Regions from separate parts of the Homo sapiens genome. Here region 1 is linked to region 2. Evidence: chromatin contacts called from ENCODE Hi-C or POLR2A ChIA-PET data. All regions are on one chromosome and are shown on one strand. The core of a region is the stretch at or near the end of the contact, and the rest is flanking DNA. Distances in the headings are between cores, read along the strand shown. Region 1 holds the start of SCAMP2 (secretory carrier membrane protein 2). Region 2 holds the start of COMMD4 (COMM domain containing 4).

Evidence for each region. A loop is a pair of places that touch in the nucleus more often than their neighbours do. ChIA-PET counts read pairs that join two places held with the same protein, here RNA polymerase II (POLR2A). Pooled maps may share reads with other maps.
Region 1: a loop to region 2 is called in a pooled map, with 2.8 times the contacts of the local background. The contact joins the promoter of SCAMP2 here to the promoter of COMMD4 in region 2. A Hi-C loop is called at or near these places in 2 of 50 pooled maps. POLR2A ChIA-PET finds 5 or more read pairs at or near these places in 3 of 52 experiments (B cell, activated B cell and activated CD4-positive, alpha-beta T cell).

What each region holds. Positions count from the first base shown.
Region 1 is chr15:74,872,061-74,874,826 of GRCh38, reverse strand. It overlaps SCAMP2 (secretory carrier membrane protein 2), which reads left to right and starts at 1,462. Exons shown (of 9, transcript NM_005697.5): 1 at 1,462-1,628. The coding sequence starts at 1,572.
Region 2 is chr15:75,334,655-75,337,381 of GRCh38, reverse strand. COMMD4 (COMM domain containing 4) reads right to left here and starts at 1,319. Exons shown (of 8, transcript NM_017828.5): 1 at 1,290-1,319. The coding sequence starts at 1,292. RefSeq lists enhancers at 926-1,095, 1,436-1,485.

The DNA of each region.
Region 1 (2,766 bases), core at 213-2,712, 460 kb after region 2:
AAAGATGGCTCACTGCAGCTTTGACCTCCTGAGCTCAAACAGTCCTCCTGCCTCAGCCTCCCAAGTAGCTGGGAGTACAGGCACAGGCCACCATGCCTAGCTAATTACGTGTGTGTGTGAGATATGTATATGTATATATATATATATATATATATATATATATATTTTTTTTTTTTTTTTTTTTTTTTTGTAGAGCCAGGGTCCTGGTATGTTGCCTAGGCTGGTCTCGAACTCCTGGCTTCAAGTGATCCTCCTACCTCTGCCTCCCAAAGTACTGGGATTACAGGCATAAGCCACGCACCCAGCCCTTTATGGAAATTAATTGAAAAATTTTAACAAAGTTCTGTGATAATTTTGCCCCCTTTAAACATATCTTTGATTACAACATGAAGAACAATAGACCAATTAACAGCACTGTATTAGTTCAGGGTAAAAATGACAGTGGCTGGGATTCGGTGACAGCAGAGATGAATAATACCAGACAGATCCAAATAAATAAGGTGGATTTGGCCAGACAGTGGTTCATGAGTATAATCCTAGCATTTTAGGAAGCCAAGGCGGGAGGATCACTTCAGCCCAGGTGTTTGAGACGAGCCTGGGCAATATAGTGAGATCCCCATCTCTACAAAAAATCCATAAATTAGCTGGGTATGGTGGTGACCAGCTGTAGTCCCAGCTACTCAGGAGGCTGAGGTGGGAGGATTGCTTGAGCCCAGGAGCTCGAGGCTGCAGTGAGCCATGATTGCACCACTGCACTCCAGCCTGGGCGACAGTGAGACCCTGTGGGGGGCGGGGGCGGGGGAAAGCGGAGCTGTGGAGAGTGAAGCAGCCACCTCCCCCATGATTGAGGCTGTGTTGCTGAATTCCGTGAGTCACTTCATAAATGTTTGATGTCCAGGTTCAAGTCCCAACTCAGGTCCCAAAGCTGATGGGCCCAGGAACCCTCGTCCCTAAAACGATGAAACGACATCAGAGGGCGAGCAGCCCTAGAAGAAGCAGGCTCAGCTCGGGTGGAGGACTGCTGGATGGTCCTGGCACTTCTCTTTCCCCGAGCACGTTCTGCAGAAGAAGCGCTTTCCTAGTTCTCCCAAGGCCTCTGGCCTCACCTGTCACCCCTGTCCTTTGCCCAGGGATCAGTTTGGACTTCTTCCCAAACTTGGTCTACAGAGAAGTGAAGGGGCTGTTTCCTGTCCCACTTTTGAGAGTTTGCTTTAGAAACATAAAATTGGAAGGTGTCAGATTGATAGGCAGTTGGGAAGGACTCCGGCCACGCCTCTGGCTCCGTAGACGCTCCGCGCAGCCAAGACCCCTGAATCCCCAGCAGAGCGAAGATGTGGACGGAAGCCGAATGCCCACCCACCGCACTATTGTGGGCTGGGCGGGGGGGGGGGGGGGGGGGGCGGAGCGACCCCGGTGCCGTCATAGGGCCACGCCCTCGGGGGAGGGCATCGCGCCTGCGCCAGAACCGCTGCCTCGCTCCCGGAAGTGGAGGGTCTACACGAAGCGCCGCTGGGTCTGGGTGCCCGGAGGCAGCAGCGTTCGCGGAGTTCGCCCGCTGGCCCCCGATCACCATGTCGGCTTTCGACACCAACCCCTTCGCGGACCCAGTGGATGTAAACCCCTTCCAGGTAGAGCCCCTCTCCCGCCATCCAGCTCTCAGATTTCCCTAGGGCCCACGGCCGCCGCCCGGGCCTCTCGCTAGAGCCGGGAGACGTGGCGTAGGAGGGACGGGTCATCTGCCCAATGGGAGAGCGGGCTTTGAGGTCTGGCCTATCGTAACGCGTGAGGGGCGCGACTAGCAGCAGGTGGAACTGCAGAGGAGGCGGGGCGCTGAAGTGTTGGAGACAGTGGGGTCTTCTAGCACCCGGAGGCTGGGCTGTGCTAGGGAAGGGGACTGGAGCAGGTACGGTCGGACCCTTCCGGAAGTCTCCTAGCGTCAGGGAGAAGCGAAATGTGGCTATCGCATTCCCTCATTCTTGGATAGACACCTGTCTTGAGTCACTTTAGAAGAGGGGGTGACAGCAACATATGAGGAGGTGGTGAAGCCTCTGGTGGAGGGGAAAAATGTGGGAAAAGCCCAGGACACCTGCCACCGCTCCACCACCAGCCAAACTAGTGTATAAAGTACAGGAGAGCCCCTGAGATTTGTCAGGGAAAGAAAGATGGGAGAGGGCGGGAAGGTAGCCCAAGTTGAAAAATGGCCTTGATAAGAATTCCACATTTTGGCCATGGGTCTAGTTTGGAGTGGGTTTTGACCAGATAGGAGAGCCCGGGTTAGGGAGAGAGGAGAGGTGCGGGGGACTGTGAAAAATTCTGGACCCACAGGGAACGTTTGTCTGATGGAACTGTGTGTGGTGGCAACATAGTTGAGATGCACTGACGTGTGAGCTGGCCTGACTTTTTTTTTTTTTTTTGAGACGGAGTCTCGCTTTGTCGCCCAGGCTGGAGTGCATTGGCACGATTTCCGCTCACTGCAACCTCTGCCTCCCGAGTTCAAGCAATTCTCCTGCTTCAGCCTCCTGAGTAGCTGGGACTACAGGCGTATGCCACCACACCCAGCTAATTTTCATACTTTTAGTAGAGACGGGGTTTCACCGTGTTGGCCAGGCTGGTCTCAAACTCCTGACCTCAGGTGATCCATCCGCCTCGGCCTTCCAAAGTGCTGGGATTACAGGTGTGAGCCACCACGCCTGGCCTGACCTTTTGAACAGCAATCAAGGAAGAAACAATCTTCCTGCTTTCTTTCTTTTCCTTTTTTTTTGTTTT
Region 2 (2,727 bases), core at 70-2,569:
ACCTCAAGTGATCCGTCCCCCTCAGCCTCCCAAAGTGCTGGGATTACAGGCGTGAGCCACGGCGCCTGGCCAGTGGCTTGCTATCCTTTAAGTGACACATCAGACCAGCCCTTCTTTTTTTAAAAAATAAAAAAATAAGACAGAGTCTCCCTCTGTTGCCCAGGCTGGAGTGCCATGGCCATGCTGGTCTCGAACTCCTGACCTCAGGTGATCCACCCTCTTCACTCTCCCAAAGTGCTAGGATTACAGGCATGAGCCACCGCACCCAGCCAGAACAGCCTTTCTTGATTATACTTCTTAAAATAGCCCCTCACACAAGGAAATTATGGAGGCCAGTGGATACGTTCATTATCTTGATTGTGGTGATCCAAGAGCCAGGAAGATTTGTTCTCTACTTGTCCAGCCTCATCTTTCCCTAACCTGCAGATGATACTCTCCCAGCTATGGGAAATGCATCCATTCCTGGGGAGCCATACTCTCTCTAACCTGAAGTCTCTGCACATGCTGTTCCCTGTCTGAAGACACACGTCTCCCACCCTTGCCTCCCTACCCCTGGTACACAAACTGTACTTCAGCCAGCCAGCTCCTGCCATCCATCCGCCTTTAAGTTTGATGGCATCCTTAGGAAGCCCCCTTAGCACTACACACAAGGCGCAGTTAGGTCTCTGCCCCTGGAGCCTTAGCTATGACTCCAATTCAAGCCTCCGATTTCCCCTTCCCTTGGCAGCTCAAGTCCTCCCAGTGCCTAGCACACTTCATGGTATAGACCAGGCGCTTAGAACGTACGGATGGATGGATTGGATGGATGGATGGATAAGTCTCAACCCCAAAACTACTACTTTCTGGCTCTGGAAAGAGCGGAGGGGCTTCCTAACAGTGTGGAAGAGTGAGCCTGATTCTAAGCACCTTCTTGTACAAGCCCCACGGCAGGGCTGGGGAAGGGGGTATCCTTGGGAGGTCCTCTTGGGGATGGGGAAGACCTGAAAGGACTCCCAGCTCCAGACAAGCCCTAGTTCCTGCCCCGGGAGGCAGGGGCCCTTCCTTCCGCCAGGGAAGCACCGGGACTCTAAGCCGGCCGGCCTGCTCTGTCTTACCCGCCCCGTACCCCCGCCCCCGTCTCGGGAGCGGGAGAGTGGTGGACTTTTCCCTACCAGACTCACAGCCCTCACGCCCGCACACACTGTGTTTGCGGAGAGGCCAGTACAACCTCCCCCAGTTTCCGGAGCCACTTGGCGCCCCCTCATTCCCGCTCCAGCAGCCCAAGCCTCGCTTCGCCCCTAGTGCCTCACCATCGCGCCAAGAAGCCAGGGCCCGGGAATTTCTTTTTCCGGTCCCGCAGGGTCAGCTGAGTCGACGATCACGTGACTTGGACTAACTGCCTCTGGGAGGGCGGGGCCTGCTCGAGTGAGGCCGGGAGCGGACCGCAGCCCGCTGGAGGTGCAGGGGGCGAAATGCTGGCGTCTCCTCCTCCGTCTCCCAGAATCCTTCCCTGGAAAAAACTGGCGCCAACCGCCAGTTTAACTGAGGACCGAATTAAGACATTAGGAAAGACAGTGGAAGTTATTTCATTTGTTTAACTTAAGGGGGTAGGATCCCGGGAGCCAGGGTGTTTCAGGTCATTGACACGTTTTCCACTGTTAAGCGAATAGCATTATTCACAGCTGCGGGCTGTGGCAAAAGACATTTTAAAAACTATTGACGTCTACTACACATACAGAAAATTGTACCTATTATAAAGCTTAATAAGTTTTCATCAACTGTACACCTCACATAACCAGCACCCAGGTAAGGAAATAAACCAGATAACTTCTTCAAGTGCATGGGTATTTTATTTCATTTTGATGAATCATCTAGGTGCCTAGCAAAAAGGGCTGTCATAATTACTTGCTCAGGAAAACTCCCTACAGCTTCAACATCAATAGATGCTTATCTTAATTTTTGCCAGTCTGATGGGGAAGAAAAATCGGTTGCTTAGGTTGCAGTGGTAGTCTGATTACTGGTAGCTCTGAGCTAATGGGTAGTCTAGAACAACTAAGTTTCCGACATTGACTTGAAGAGGCAAAAACAAAAAGACAAAACAACAAGAAAAATACATTTGAGAATAGACTAATAACCAGAGACAAAATTGAATACAGTCGTCCTTTGGTAACCTCAGGATGTTGGTTCCAGGACCCCAGAGATACCAAAATTCACAGATACTCAAGTCCCTGATATAATATGGCATAGTATTTGCAAATAACCTGTGCACATCCTTCCGTATACTTTAAATCATCTCTAGATTACTATAATACCTAATACAACGTAAATGCTTTGTAAATAGCTGTTATAAAGTTTTTTAATTTTTTTTTTTGAGACGGAGTCTTGCTCTGTTGCCCAGGCTGGAGTGCAGTGGCGCGATCTCCACTCGCTGCCAGCTCTGCCACCCGGGTTCACGCCATTCTCCTGCCTCAGCCTCCCGAGTAGCTGGGACTACAGGCGCCCGCCACTGCACCCGACCTGTGTTTTTTTATTGTTTTACTTTTTCCAAATATTTTCGATGCACAGTTGGTTAAATCCAAGGATCCAGAACCTCAGGATACAGAGGGCTGACTGTAGTTTGAGCTCTCTCCTCAATTCCATGCCTATCCCATGCAACAGGTGCAGCTGGTTTTATTGTTGCAGGCTTTCAGGTTTTTAAAAGACAGAGCCCATGACAATTAAACTGCACTATAAAATAGAAATGTAAAG